Linked DNA regions of Homo sapiens: region 1 is linked to region 2. The links are chromatin loops, found by intact Hi-C in ENCODE. Cell type or tissue: upper lobe of right lung. All regions are shown on one strand.

Region 1 (8,000 bases), 510 kb before region 2:
GGGCAAATCCTTACTTGGAGAAGAGCTTCTCTGGGGACCCCCTACATGCTACTGGGATTCTAGTGTTTGAAAGATTTCAAAGCTTGGTTCAGTTCATTTCTGACTCTCACAGGTGTTCTTTCCAAAGCTGGCCCGGGACTGGTGTTTTGGGTCCCTGTGACGTTTTGGGGTTTTGACTGTTCATCCCACACTCTTCTTGAGCCTGTCCTCTGTTGATGTTTGAATGGAGATCTGAGCACAGCTAATACCTCTCCCATTGCCTTCCCCTACCCACTGCTTTTTCCTGACTCCTCCTTGGTGGCCATGGTGAGTGGAAAGAACTTTAGGAAGAAATCCCACTGTTTATATAAGTTAGTGATCTTTCTTCTTCTTTCCTTTCCTCCTCATCGTCTGCCCTCCTGAGCCAAATTTCTTTTTAGTTTAGTGGGAAAGCCATTGAGAGTAGGGACAGGTGCAACCCCTGTGAAAAGGAAGCCCTGCTGTGGGGACATTGTGATGACCATCCAAACACAGAGACTTCAAGGGCATTTTAATCTGGATACTCATAGTTTCAGTACAAGCATAATGAGGAATTGATCGATTGGTTTGGGAATTTATTTTCTAATTTTTAGTAAAAGCCTCCTAGCCTATGTGTACCATTTTTAAGCTTTCTTGGATCCTTGAGGCCTTCTGAGGTACTCTTCATCTTAGCTACTATGTTAACTAAACTCTTTGACATTTAACATCTAGCTGCACTACAATAATGAAGACCATAGAATAGGCTCCAATATTTTTCTTTGGGGAGATGTGGGATTGAATTAAATGTACCCATTGGAGGTTTTTAAGCAGTTTAAACACAGGGCCTATTAGATTACTTGTTCATTTTGCCAAAATGTGTCTGTGGAGAGGGAAGAAGTATTTGAGGATTTGCGGCTGCACATGCCCCACATTCTCATCTAAATTGTCTTGGGACTATTGACTAAAATTAAAACATTTGGTCCAAGAAAACCCTTACTTTCCTCCCAAGGGAATACTTCCATTTGCTACAGAATTTTCTTTTTTTCCTATGTCATCATTTCAAATTTTCTGGTTGCTTTAGGACTGTGTTAAGCTTTGTGTGGGCTGATAGCCAAGATGGAATTTGGCTCTTAGAGAATCAACCTATGAGAAATTTCGGAGGACAATTTATGCAACCCCCTGCTTACATTGCTAACCAGTGTGTGGGATAAATTTTCAAAGGTTCACCAAGGAAGAAGATATAACTTTCTTTTGAATCATTATGCCTAAGATTTCTGAGCTTGAGTCTTCAAGAAGAAATCACTTATATACGTATATGATTTGGATAATTTGTAGCTGCAATTTTGCTTGCAAAACAATTTTAAACATGTATCATTTTCTGCTATTTTAAATTCACCGAATAAGTAGAAAATATTCATTTCTAGATATATGGCATTTTGTACATATTATAAGCTGTTAACTGAAGGAAAAATATAGTATCATCCTGTTTCTATGAGGTACATACAATAGGCAAATTCATAGATACAGAAAACAAAATAGAGGTTACTGGGGGATAGAGAGAAGAGAGAATGGAGAGTTATTGTTTAATGGGTATAGAGTTTCTGCTGGGGAAGATGAAGTTTTGTGTATAGATAGTGGTGATGGCTGTGTAGCATTGTTGAATGTATTTAAAATGCCACTGAATTTTATACTTACAAATGGTTAAATGATAGATATTACGTGTATAGTTTACCACAATACAAATTTTTAACATCTAAGAAGATACACACATACATATATACACACATGAATATAAGCATCCATAGGCTTCAGATTAATTTTGTCTCTTCTCCCTAATTTATTATAGAATGCAATAGGAAGAAAACCAATGATAGGTTAATTTTATTTTAGGATTTAAAAAAAATCTTCATGGATTTTGTCTGGCTTACCATTTGAGGTAGAAGGCTTTATTTGTGTGTGCAATTCTTTATAACTCTTAGAAAATATCTCACTACTAGGTTTACTTATTTGTAAAATCTAAGACACTTTTTATGTTGTTTCATTACGGGACAAGGTTATGTTCAGGATTGGAAAATTCTCAGGTACAGGGGAAGGCAATCTTGAATTGAAGCTAAATTCTCACATAAAGTACTTTTGGGGAAAATTTCTTACCATTTTTGCAATGCAGGCCTTGAGGAATGTGTAAATTCCCTAAGCTCATGACTTTACTGAACTATAATTTAAGGTGCCTTTTCTCTTCATGATAAGAAGTAGCCATGTAAATAGCTGTGATTTGCTTCCATAAAATTCTGCTTAAGTCACATTCACAAGACAGAGAAGAAACTAAAAATATTCTTGTGGAAGCCGTCATTCATTTATGACTAAAAAAACAGAAAACTCCATCAAAAGAGGAAACACATAGCTGCTTCCTTCACATGAAGATATAAATCTATCTCAATTTTATAGCCAGTTGCCTATTTAAAAGGGATGCACTAGAACACTGACATTAAAATAACCCCAGGACAAGGAAGCTTGCTTATCACCCCTGCCTTGAATGTAATTCTGAAAGTGCTAGCTCCTGCAGACAGGTGAACATTGAAAGTTTATATATTGGGAGGAAAAGGGAAAACTTCTCATTTGTGGGTGATATAATTGTCTACTTTGAAAACCTAGGATAGTCAACTGCAATTCAGAGAACTAGTAGGAGCTCAGTGACAATTGGATATTAACTTACAAAAATCAATGTTTCTACTTACATCCCAACAAGAAACTACTGTAAAATGTAATGGAAATAAGATTCCATTCATAATATAAAAGGCAATAGATAAAATGCCTTACACAGTACTTCATGTATAGTGGTCACTGAAATAATTTTTGAGCAAATAAAATAATTAATAGACGTGCCAGGTCTTATATTTAGAATATTTAGAAGCTTTTAATACATAGGAAGACACACTTTTCTTAGATGGGAAGACAGCATTATTTTCCCACTAGTTATGAATGTGCTCTAATCCCAATAAAAAATTATATATTTTTTTCCCAGAGAGAATAAGAGAATTTTATTAAATACATATCCAGGGCAATTCTGGTTTTCGTTGCTGTTCAATATTAATGAGCAAGGGATGCACTGCTTTACAGGTGTTGAGAGATTATAAACTTAAAGAATAGACACTGTATAGAACAGATGTCGGGGTGGGGAATGGGAGCCTGGAGATGGGAGCATCTTCTGTTTATGGGGCCTGAGGTACAGCAGTGAGGGAGGCAGAACACACGCTTCCGGAGGATCTTGCGAGAGTGAGGCAGCAGCACGTGGGTGAAGCAGAAGCACAGGGAGGCGGAAGCAGAGGGGCAAGTGGAAGCACGTGGTGAAGTGCAAGCATGTGGGGAGGCGGAAGCACGTGGGCAAATGGAAGCATGTGGGCAAGGCCGAGGCTCCTGGGGAGGCAGGGTGTGTGGAGGTACAGGAAGGCTCTTTCGTCTTTTCTCTCCCCATCTCTTGAGCTAAAGCGCAGGAGCTGCATTCCAAGAGAAACCTGGGGATTAGTGCGCGTCAGGAGAACCGGCTTGGGGACTCCAGACCAGAGCGGTAGGAGGGGGATCTGAGGTCCATATTAAGGACCTCTACCCTGTCCTACAGGGAGCAATAGGATGACTGGATGTTAGTTGGGGATCTGCTTGTGTGAGCCCTGGTGCCTGTTGAAGGTGTTGTATCTGACACTAATCCCGCCTCACGTTTGCAGCCCACAGCCCCTTGCATTCAGGAGTTCCTCACCCTTCTGGCCGTGTGCCACACGGTTGTTCCTGAGAAGGATGGAGATAACATCATCTACCAGGCCTCTTCCCCAGGTGAGGGCTCTGGCCGGATGCGCCCTGCTGGCCCCTTCTCAGGACACCTGGGTGTTGCAGTTATTCTTGGAGGTGTTGCCATGTAGTCCGTCCCACAGACTCGGCTGTCTGCTGTTGGCCTCACCCTGTGGCCAGGCTGTGGCTACAGGTGCAAAGCCGTAGAGAGCCCGGGATGGGCTCTCCTGACTCTCATGACTCTTTTTTAACAGCAAAGGGAGGACCCCGGTTATGTTGCATCTCCCAGCAGAGGTGATTGGGCTTGACAGAGCTCTGAAGAAAGAACAGAGCTGGCTTCTTCCTCATCCTCCCCACCTCATAGATTTTCCGCCTGCTGGGGAAGCTGTGCATGGGGGTACTCTCTACCCACTTCCTGAGGCTTGGGAATCCCACAGCACAACTAAAATACTGCCTTGCTCAGAGGAGATGTTTGGTGGGAGTCATGGGACTATTAGGTTCATTGGAGAGAACTTGATCCCAAGCGAGAATAGCAGGAATAGAAATCATTCTTGTCCTGGTGAATTAGCATATATCCAAGCCTCCCATCTAACAGGAGTGCTCATTTCAGAACCCTGGTGGTAGGAAAAGCAAGTGCTTCTCTATCCTGAGTCTTTACTATTATGCAGATAACACCAGGCCTCCTTCAGTAGAGCGGATTTTGTTAATTTGAAAAGTGACACTAAACAGAATTCTGTCACTACCAGTGATATGTCAATGTTTCACCAACTCCCACTTGACAGATGAAGCTGCTTTGGTGAAAGGAGCTAAAAAGCTGGGCTTTGTCTTCACAGCCAGAACACCATTCTCAGTCATCATAGAAGCGGTGAGTAACATGCGTGTGCACATTTCAGATCACCTGCTTTTGTGAAGATTGTGTGTGTGAAATGGCATGTCTATTGTAAATATGATAGCTAAATTTCTCTTTCAGTGAAAAATTAAGACCTGTGACAAACTGGAGTTAATGTGATTATATTAGCTTGTTCGAGTTGTTTTGCATTGCAGTATTGTTTTCCCCTTCAAGATGCTTTTCCACATGTCTTTCATACACTGATGTGAAATTATTTGTAGCAAAGAACTTCACGAATCTACTCTTTGTTCTATAATAATTGGGAAAATAACTTAGCGGCCCACTTGTCTTTGAGGGCAGGTTCCACATCTCTTTGTAGCCTCAGAGCCTAAGAGTTCTTACTCAATGAAGCCTCACAGTCCACTGGGCTTCAGTCTCTTCAGCTGGGAGAGGAGTCAGCGTTAAGATCTCTCTCTCTCTCTCTCTCTCTCTTTTTGAGACAGGGTCTCACTCTGTTGTCCAGGCTAGAGTGCAGTGGTGCAATCTCGGCTCACTGCAACCTCTGCTTCCCAGGTTCAAGCAATTCTCCTGCCTCAGCCTCCGGAGTAGCTGGGACTGACTACAGGCACGTGCCACCACGCCTGACTAATTTTTGTATTTTTAGTAGAGACGAGGTTTTGCCATGTTGGCCAGGCTGATCTCAAATTCCTGACCTCAAGTGGTCCACCCGCCTTGGCCTCCCAAAGTGCTGGGACAGGCGTGAGCCACTGTGCCGGGCTTTGATCTCTTTTATCTATATGAGGGATCCCCCCTGCAACTGGAGTCAAGGGGTTTACATGTTTTCTGATTTTTTCTGAGTTTCCTTACCTACAGGCCAAAGGGAGAAATTTAGTGATAGGAAAATAATTATATCAAATAGGAGGTCAAATACAGACCCTTGGAATGGGCAACAGGGGAAAATGATGGTTATGACTGGTGAGGCAGTGGTGTTTTTCATGATGACCAGTTAGAAGGGCTGTTTTATTGTTGTCTGCATTGATGATAAGGGTCTGGGGCTAGTCCCTGCCATCCCTTGCCTTTCCCTACTCCTCCATTTGGGGAAGACGCAGGGATTATAGTTTTTGGCTTTATGGATGCATCCTTAAATCCATAGACCTTTAATGCATTTGAAATTCACTTCCAAATGGTATAATAACTTCGTATGGTTCCTGACTTGGGAGTACTGTAGTAAGTTTTTTCTTTTAGTTATATGCAAAACCTATAAAATATCTTATCTTATACAAAGTACCCATTTATTGGCATCTTCAGTTTCTTATGGAGTACAGAGATGAGATCATGTGATCATGTTTACTTTTACTATGCTTATTTTAGTCAACAAAGGGAATTTAGCTTAAGGAAATGTACCATCATTAAAAGTGGAATGAAGTACTGATTGAATATAGAATTTCCCGTACAGAAGCTTTTTTAAAAATGAGGTCTTTTTCCCCCCTTCAGTTGGAGGAGAATTTTAATCTGAACTATAGGATTTTCAGTTGTGTGGGTGCCACCGCATGTCTCTGCATTGCAAAAATGGAGGTTGGGGGTTGGGGAGCTTGGATCATAGGTGAGAGAGACAGAAGAGAACAGGCGCTTCCACTTCACTCACAATGCCAAATAAATGTGGAACCTAGAGAGCCTATTGGTGTTGTCCTCCTGGTGTTATAATGCTGCATTGACACCTCTTTGTTACCTCATTAAAGTTTTAAGGTCATATTTCTGGGGGTCACAAAAGACTGCCTGATTAGTTAGGACTCGTAGATAACAGTAATAAAAAGAATCCTACTCAACCATTCATCAAACCACCAATTCTCAAATTATAGGTTTTGCATATAAGTAAAAGAAAAAACTTACTGCAGTACTACCAAGTCAGGAACAAATTCTCAAATTCCTACATATTTACATGAAATGTCCTCGCCAATAGTCAGAACAGCCACATCCATGGGCTGCATGTGGACGTGGTTGATATAACTGTGAGAGAGGGGGTGGCTCCTGGGAGTGGCAGCCCTGGTGCTGGGTGGTGGTAGTAGCACTGGGTGTCTTCTGAATGGGGATATGATGGAAAGTTAGGACAGGCTGTGGAGAAAGGGAACTCGGAACTCGTGGATCCAGAGAAGTGAATAAAGATTGATGAAGGCTGGATGAAGTGGATCATTAGTTGTTTTGTAGGATGCAAAGAGAAGGAGTGGAGAGTTGTGGGTGTGAATGAAGATAATGATTCCGTCATATACTTGGTAATTTGAATGTGTTACTTCATTGATTACTTCTCTGAGCCCTAAGAGATGAGTGCTTTTGCCATGCATAAGAAAGTCACACACTTAGAGGCAGAAACTGGATTCAAACTCACATGTATTGGGTGCCAAAGGCCATGTTCTTTCCACTGTGAAGTGTTGGGGAAATGAAAAGATTAGATTAAAAATCTGAAAATAGCATGCGCACCATCTGGAATTTTTAGATGGAAAAAATTGTGAATATTGACATTCTAACTTGAAAGAACCCAAAGAAAAAGAGCGTTTGATTGATTGCTCTGAGACCAGGTACAGATTCACCATCTCTTATCTGCAAATTCGAAACCCAAATGCCTTTGAATTCCAAAAGATTTTTCCTAAATTTGGTGAAGAGTTATTTGGCAGCAAAACCTAATCAGAACTGACATGAAGCTGTTTATGATCTTTATGAATCTCATTTCCTGATATGCATACATTTTGCTGTAGAAAGCGGATGTGTTGTGTACCAGCATGTTACCCCAGACCCTGCTGGGGACATTATGATAGATGGTCTAGAATATGTCTATATAATTTGTAAAATCCTGAATTCAGAAGCATAACTGGGCCAAAGGTTTCTGACGGACCTGTGCAGCTGGTGTCCTCTATCTCCATCTCTTGGAAGTGCCTGCACTCCCCAACTGTTAGCACTGAAGAAACGTGAGAAGCTTCCACCAGAAGAGGGAGCTCTGACCCCACCAGACTTGTGAGAAAACAGTACATGTTGCAAAGGGCTAGAAGGTGGGAAGAGAGAGAGAGAGCATATATATGTCTGTTTATGCTTGGGAGACAATTGCTTTGAGATTTTAATACTTTGCACCTCGGTTAAGAGCCTATTTTTCTTCCTTTAGATGGGACAGGAACAAACATTCGGAATCCTTAATGTCCTGGAATTTTCTAGGTATGTTTCTCTTTCATACGTTTGAAATAAAATAATTATATTTATTTACCAGCTTCATCAGAGTGTTTACATGATTGTATGGTATGATTCAATATATTACTTAAGTATTAAATATAATAAATGTATCTCCATAAACTCTTTTCTTCTTGGAATTTGTGACTTTCATTAAAGAAAGTGAAGTAGGTTATTTTTC
Region 2 (8,000 bases):
GTTATGCATGTCTGACAAAAGTGTCACCCGCAATAACTTTGCAAACATCACTTGCTCAATGACCGGTGGATCTAGAATCCCATTGTTAGTGACTCTATTTAGCAAGTGATTGCAAGAAAAAGAAGAGCTCAGAGAGAATTGGCTGATTTGCAAGCAAAAAGGCAAGAGAAGAGGGAATCCAAAGATTCTAAGTCCTAAAGGACTGAAAATACTAACTTCGAGTGGTGAGAAATGGTATTTAAAAGGGTTTGATGGAATGGCTTAGTGAGATGTCTTGGTTGTATGGCATGATTGAGCCTTGTGGCCAAGATCAGATTAACAGTGTGGTTTTCCCACTTAAACAGATAACTTCAGGTTAGCTGTCATTAAGAGAGGCATGTCCAGCACTTCGGGAGGCCGAAGTGGGTGGATCACTTGAGGTCAGGAGTTCAAGACCAACCTTGCCAACATGGTGAAACCCCATCTCTACTAAAAATACAAAAAATTAGCTGAGTGTGATGGCACGTGCCTGTAATTCCAGCTCCTTGAGAGGCTGAGGCAGGAGAATCACTTGAACTCAGAAGGTGGAGGTTGCAGCGAGCCGAAATCACACCAGTGCACTCCAGCCTGGGCTACGGGAATGAAACTCTGTCAAAAAAAAAAAAAAAGGAAGAAGAGAGTCATGAGGGCTAGGATGAAAAAAACTGAAGCCAACTTGAGAACTATGTCTAGGATGAAAAAATTGGGGTGTTTTTCAAAAACTTGAAGTAAAAGGGAAATTGCAAAATAAAATGTGAAGAATTTTTAGTTTGTGCAGCATTCTGAGAAGTAGCATGAAAGAGGCCTAAGGAAAATAAGAAAGCTGGGTTAGAAACAAGACATGAGAGAGAAAGTGGGCTGAGTTTGCTGTTAGAAGGCTGGAACACAGGCGGAGAGCTAAATGGAAGCTTCTGTTGGCAGGAAAAGCCAAAGGACTTATAACAGAAAAAGTACCATTCTATTTTATTTTTATTTATTTACTTATTTATTTTGAGATAGGATCTCACTTTATTGTCCAGGCTGGAGTGCAATGGTGCAATCACAGCTCACTGTGGACTTGATCTCCCAGGCTCAAGAGATCCTCCTACCTCAGCCTCCCCAGTAGCTGGGACTACAGGTGAACACCACCGTGCCTGGCTAATTTTTGAATTTTTTGTAGAGATGGGGTTTCACTACGTTGCCCAGGCTCTTCTCGAACTCCTGAGCCCAAGCAATCCTTCTGACTCAGCCTCCCAAAAGTGCTAGGATTACAGGCATGAGCCACTGTGCCTGGCCTCTATTTTAAATGTCTTGTGTTTGCTGGGTGTAATATTGGCTGTGAAGTCAAGTCCAGCTGACCTGGAATTGACTTGAGTAGTTTTACTAAAGTACTTGCAGGGCACTCACCCCTGGTCAAGGCATGAAAGATACTAACTCCTGGTGTTTCTTTTTAACAGTGGGTCTGACAATTTTGTATGAGTCTGTCAGGATTGTTTATTGATAATAGCAAGAAGAATGGTTCAAACCTTGTCTCAGTGAGACTCTCCCCAGAGTGCTCTGCCACTGGGCTTGGTTAAGAAGTAACAAGAAGATGCCTATGTGACCAGTGGGGTGTGGGAAACAGCTGAGATTACATTTTGGACTCCTGGGTTCTAAGGTGTTCCATGCACCAGCCAGTGGCTCCTGATCTGAGAGAGAAAGTGTGTCTACGCAGCCCATACAGAGGGAGCACTACCGGAGTCTGAGGCAGCCCCTGGCCATGAAGTGCAACCTTACTTTAATGCAGTTGCTATAGTGTATTCCTTTCCTGCAATAAACTAAATTTGTGGCCATTGTCATTTTGAGTCCTGTGTCTCTTGGGCAATTGAACTCTAATTGCTGCCTTTAGTGAAGATGGCCAACTCATCCCAGTTTGTCCACTACCTTCCTGATTTTAGCACTGAAAGTCCCGCATCTCAAGAATACCATCAGTTCTAGGCAAACTGGGACAAGTGGTCATCCTACTGTTAGTGCAAATATAATTCCCCTTCATCTTACTTCCCCATTACTTTCAAATATTCGGTAGAAGTCTACTACTATTAATATAATGGTTTTGTGTTGGTGGTGTTTAAGGAAATCTAAGACAAAAAGGGCCAGGCACAGTGACTCTGGCCTGTGATTCCAACACTTTGGGAGGCTGAGGTGTGAGGATCGATTGAGACCAGGGGTTCCAGACCAGCCTGGGCAACATAACAAGACCCTATCTCTACAAAAAAAATACAAAAATTAGCCGGGTGTGGTGGCACGCATTTGTAGTGCCAGCTACTCAGGAGGCTGAGGTGGGAGGATCGATCACTTGAGCCCGGGAGGCTACAGTGAGCTGTGATCACACCATTGCACTCCAGCCTGGGCAACAGATCAAGACCTTGTCTCAGAAAAAGAAAAAAAGGAGGTGTTCCCAGTTTAGGTTGAGGGAGAATAGAGAAAAGAAAATAGCTGTAAAAGATGAGATGAAAAAGAAATCAATGATTTGATTAAGGTAGGAAACTGGAGCCAAGATGAATAGGAGAAACAGAATATCAAAGAATCCTGAAAATAAGTGCAGAAAGAGGCTGGATTTCCCATGGTATTTTGGCTGTGGGTTCTAACACTTTTTATCGAATATCAGAGGAGGAAATGATCTGAGCAGCTGGAGGAGATAGGAACACCCAGGATCACAGCTGGGAGCAGCGAGGATAAGGAAATGCAGCACAGCCCTTTGTTCCTGCAACACTCTCAGGTCCAAGCATAAAATACACTCATGGCCAAGGCCACAGATGTGCGGGCCTCCAGTGAGCAGAAGAAGTTGCTGTATGAGGGGCTCTCCCCTTGGGAGGAATCGCAGACGCTGGGCATCACACTGACCCTGCTGCATGTGTCCAGGACAGGTTCAGAAGGGCAGGACCAGGAAAACTGGCATCTGGGGTGGCTTCACTGTCTGGTTTCATGTGGGGATTATATTCCAGTTGTTTGTCTTTAATGAGAAACATCACAAATCTTTGAATATAAATGACATGTACAAAAGGGGAAAGACTAATTTTTCTAAGAAGATTTGGGTATAGTTTTACTTAAAGGCAAACAAACAAACAAAAATAGGGATTGAGTTGACTTTTCAAGGTCCTTTCTGGGTCTAAGTTTCTGATGCTATTCTAGAGACATAAACTGGTTGGGGTGTGATTCGTCTTATTTTCAATTTGAAAATCCAGTAAATGGTGCTGTCCATGATGGACAAATTATAAACACTCAAATAACTGGAAACTCCTTAATGCTGATCTTTTATTCAATATGTTTTGACTAAAATAATCAGCTATTTTTCAAAAGTGATTTGCAGAAATAGAAAATGGACTGACAATTATTTATTTAATTAATTAATTAATTTATTTATTTATTTATTTTGAGACAGAGTCTCGCTCTGCCGCCCAGGCTGGAGTGCAGTGGCGTGATCTCGGCTCACTGCAATCTCCGCCTCCTGGGTTCACGCCATTCTCCTGCCTCAGCCTCCCGAGTAGCTGGGACTACAGGTGCCCACCACCATGCCCGGCTAATTTTTTGTATTTTTAGTAGGGACAGGGTTTCACCGTGTTAGCCAGGATGGTCTTGATCTCCTGAACTCGTGAACCGCCCGCCTCGGCCTCCCAAAGTGCTGGAATTACAGGCGTGAGCCACCGTGCCCGGCCTGGACTGACAATTAAACAAAGCTGCTATTAATATGAAAATAACATAAGTCAAGATGGTGAACATGATAGTTGAGCATTTCTTAGAATGACCACTACTTAAAATACCATTTGACACGATGTCATGCAATGTACGGTGGGTGGAGAGCAAATACTCCACTCCCAAAAACAATTTTTTTTTCCATTAAAAATAACTCATCTGGGTACACTGCACTGTTTCTTGGCTGTTCTTTAGATCAACTTGTGACAATTTACACTGAGGTCCTAGAATGGAAGCATCATTTATGCCTCTCAGAATAGTTTTCAATAGCAGAAAATATTACAGTCTACAGATGTTTTGGTGGCTGGCAAAAGTTTCAACTTGAACTTCAAAAGGGAATTGCAGGTCAGAACAAACACCTAATATTGAAATGCCCATTCTCAAGCATCTTAGCAATGTGGCAAATCATATTTAACATGTAGGAAATATGAACAGTAGAAAACATTGCTTGAATTTTCATCATCCCAAGATAATCATTGTTAACATTTCAGGACATAGGATTCTGGTCTTGTCTGATGTACATAGGTACCACACACAAGAAACAGAATCATACAACACATGCTATTTTGAAGCCCGTTTTCTTCTCCCATTTTATAAAATCTGAACATTTTCTCACGCTGATAAATCCTTTTATAGCAAGATTTTAAATGGCTTTTGGATATTTAAAAAGATGTATATAACATAAAATATTTAACCAGTGACCTACTATAGGACATTTAGATCTTTCTCCAATTTTTGCTTCTTTACAGTATTTTCAACTGAACCTTCTTGTACTTAGATCTTTACCTGCAATTTTGATTATATGCTTAAAGTAAACTTCTAAAATCAAACTGTGTTCGGGTAAAAGGGAGGCACATTATGAAACTTTTGGCACACTTTGACATTTTGCCCAACAGAGAATGAGAGGGTTTAGTTTACCATACTCTCATAAATGCTGGCTTTATTTGTCAAGCATTTCCAGTAAGGCAAAATGTGGTGGCTCACTGTGTTTTTCACTAATTTTACTACTGATTACAAGTGAAGTTAATTTTCTAATTTTTAAAGGTCACTTGTATTCCCCTGTATCTGTAAATTGTTTATTCTCTTTGCCTTCTTTTAAAAAATCTACTGAGGTATTGCTTTTTCTAATTATTCATCATAGCTATCATAAATCCTTTACCCAACTTTTAACTTGTATTTTAACTTAATCTGTGGTCTCCCAGAAATTTGTTTTTATTTTGAATAAATAGGAAACAGAACCCAGTCAAAAAAGAAAACTAAATCAGTCAAATAATGTGTAGGAAAAATCTGCACAAAATCAGCTTCTAGATTATCTTTGAGCCAAATGACTTTGTGCAATTCCATCACAGTGAGAACTGGATCTCACCCTAACAGGTGGCTATAAATTCCTGAAAATAAGAAAGGAAAAAAGGAAATGTGGTAAGGAGTATAAAAAGTCTGATTTATGGATTTATCTTGTTCAGAATCAAGTTCAGGAACTAGCTTAGCATTTCAAAAAGAATTGAATTTTGGCTCATTCTTCAAATGAGTTAGATTCACAAGTGAAATAAAATATTCACAATGTTAAAGTTATTTTAAATGTTGGCTTTTAAGATCTTTGTTACAATTTGCTTTCTCCTGCAAATATCCTCATATATGGGTCCAGAATATGGATACAAACATACACCTTGATTTGTGGTGACTATAAATACATTTATTGTAATTTTGCTGTGAGACTACTGAAGATTTTCCTAAACGATCAGCATTTTGCTGAACCTAACTGGCATTGAAATTTTAGCATTAAAACCAACCAAAGGAACAAACTCTCTCTTTCCTAGGATAGGGTGAAAAGGAGGTAAAATTTCTTTAGTCTTACTCATCAGTTTCATTTCTTTCCTTTCCTTTAGTCTCTTTTCAAAACCAGTACCTCTGATGAGCTAAAATTTATTTTCCTTGGTAAGTACAAATATTATTATAATCATGGGTCCTTCCTTCCTCCTTAAAAATTTCTCCTAGAAATTTTTATAGCATCAGCTGTTACCTTCAGGCCTATCATCCCTTTCAAATTGATTTTTCATATGGTGTGAGGTAGAGGTTGAAGTTAAATTTTAAAAACATATATGTATTATTCCAGCATGGTTATTCAGTTATTTCAGCATGGTTTGTTGAAAAAAGATGATCATGTCTTGAATTAAGTTACCTCTGATGTTTTGTAAAATATCAATTGACCATATACATGTATGCTTTCTATTCCATTCCATTAATATACATGTCTTACCATACACACTATCTTGAGTACTATACCTGGCCTTATAATAAATCTTAGAATTAGAGAATATATGTTCTCCAAATTTAACCTTTTTCCCCCCGAATTATTTTGGCTATTCTTGGTCTTTGATATCTCAATAAGTTTTAGATCCACCCATCAACTTCTACCAAAAAAAAAAAAAAGCCTGCTAAGGTATTGTTTAGAATTACTTTGAATCTGAAGATAAATTTGGAAAGAACTGGTATCCTATCAATTTTTAGTCAGAATTACCCAATTCATGAATATGACATGTATCTTCATTTATTTAGATCATCCTTAATGTCTCTCAGCAATGTTTTGAAATGTTCAGTGTTCGTTAATATTTTGTTAAATTTATCACTAAGTATAAATCCTATTATAAATGGTATTGTTATTTATTATTTTAATTAAGACTGTGTTGATTAGGATTGTGGAGAACTGACATCTTAACAATAATGAGTCTTCCAATCCATGGTATATCTCTCCATTTATTAAGTCTTCCTAATTCTTTTGAACAATGTTTATAATTTTTTAGTTCACATATCTTGCAGATACATATATATTTTAGACTTACTCTTACTTCCTATCTTTTTGTACTATTGCAAATGTTATCTTAAATTTCATTTTCCAATAATTGCTAGGACGTAGAAATGCAAACGTTTTTGCATTTGATTTTTTATATGGATCTCATAGCTTCAGATTTTCTGAATTCACTTAATAATTCTAGTAGGTTTTTAAAAATGTAACAGCTTTAATGAGATGTAATTCACATATCACAAAATTTACCCTTCTAAAGTATACATTTCAAAGCATTTTAATTGGTTAGAACTGTGTAACTATCACCACTCTCTAAATTTAGGACATTTTCATCATCTTTAAAAGAAACACTAAATCTGTTAGCAGTGTCACCTCATCATTCCCCAACCCTTCCCCCTCCAGTCTCCAGCAACCACAAATCTACCTTATGTCTCTGTGGATTTGCCTATTCCAGATATTTCATTTAAGTGGAATCATAAAAGATGTGGCTTTTTCTGTCTGGCTTCTTTCACTTACCCTGACATTTTCAAAGTTAATCCATGTTGTGGCATATATCAATATTGCATTCTTTTTTTGGTCTAGTAGCTTTTTGTAAGACACTTTAGGAGTTTATCAATAAACTAAAATTATCTGAAAATAAAAAGTTTTATTTCCTCTTCAATCTGTATTTTTTTTCCTCTTATGGCACTTGCTAGAACGTTCAAAACAATGTTGGTTAGAAGTTGTGAGAGCAGACATTTTTGTTTTGTTGCTGATCTTAAGGAAAAAAAATTCTGTTTTTCCCTATTTAACGTTAGCTGTGGGATTTTTATAGATGCCCTTAATTAGTTTTTTATTTTTTTGAGACAGAGTCTCACTCTTTCGCCCAGGCTAGAGTGCAGTGGTGCAAGCTCCACCTCCCAGGTTCAAGTGATTCTCCTGCCACAGCCTCCCGAGTAGCTGGGGCTACAGGTGCATGCCACCACACCTGGCTGATTTTTTGTATTTTTAGTAGAGACGGGGTTTCACCATGTTAGCCAGGATGGTCTCCACCTCCTGACCTTGTGATCTGCCTGCCTCGGCCTCCCAAAGTGCTGGGATTACAGGTGTGAGCCACTGCTCCCAGCCAATGCCCTTAATTAGTTTGAGAAGTTTCTTTCTTTTGCCTGTTTGCTGAGAGTTTTTGCCATTAATAGTTGTTGAATTTTGTCAAATGCCTTTTCTGCATTTGTAGAGATGATTATACAGTTTTTCTCCTTCACTCTGTTAAAATGGTCAATTACATTGATAAATTTTCAAATGCTAAACCAATTTTCCTTCCTGGATTGAATTACAATTGGTTATTATGTGTTATCCCTTTTATATATTTTTGAATTCAATATGTAAATATTTTATTAAGAATGTTTGTATTTATGATCATGAAGAATATTAGTATATAGTTTTATTTTCTTGCAATGTCTTTGTGTGATTTTGGTATCAGGTAAACACT

What was found. A loop is a pair of places that touch in the nucleus more often than their neighbours do. Peaks named below come from ENCODE experiments on the same cell type or tissue, not always from the same donor. Only the 100,000 strongest peaks of a DNase experiment are listed, where the experiment ranks them.
Region 1: it touches region 2 in a loop (4-fold over the local background); 41 of 110 quality-filtered maps call a loop at or near these places.

What each region holds. Positions count from the first base shown.
Region 1 is chr13:25,567,051-25,575,050 of GRCh38, forward strand. It overlaps ATP8A2 (ATPase phospholipid transporting 8A2), which reads left to right. Exons shown (of 37, transcript NM_016529.6): 17 at 3,717-3,822; 18 at 4,560-4,642; 19 at 7,758-7,807. Among named protein-coding and RNA genes, the nearest start is that of ATP8A2, 200 kb to the left of the region's middle. RefSeq lists an enhancer at 7,491-7,540. In upper lobe of right lung, a CTCF peak has its summit at 7,587 (motif pointing right); DNase peaks (open chromatin) are centred at 3,803 and 7,567; H3K27me3 peaks cover 1,615 bases.
Region 2 is chr13:26,081,795-26,089,794 of GRCh38, forward strand. No RefSeq gene overlaps it. Among named protein-coding and RNA genes, the nearest start is that of LINC00415, 26 kb to the left of the region's middle. In upper lobe of right lung, no CTCF peak of the experiment used is centred here; no DNase peak of the experiment used is centred here.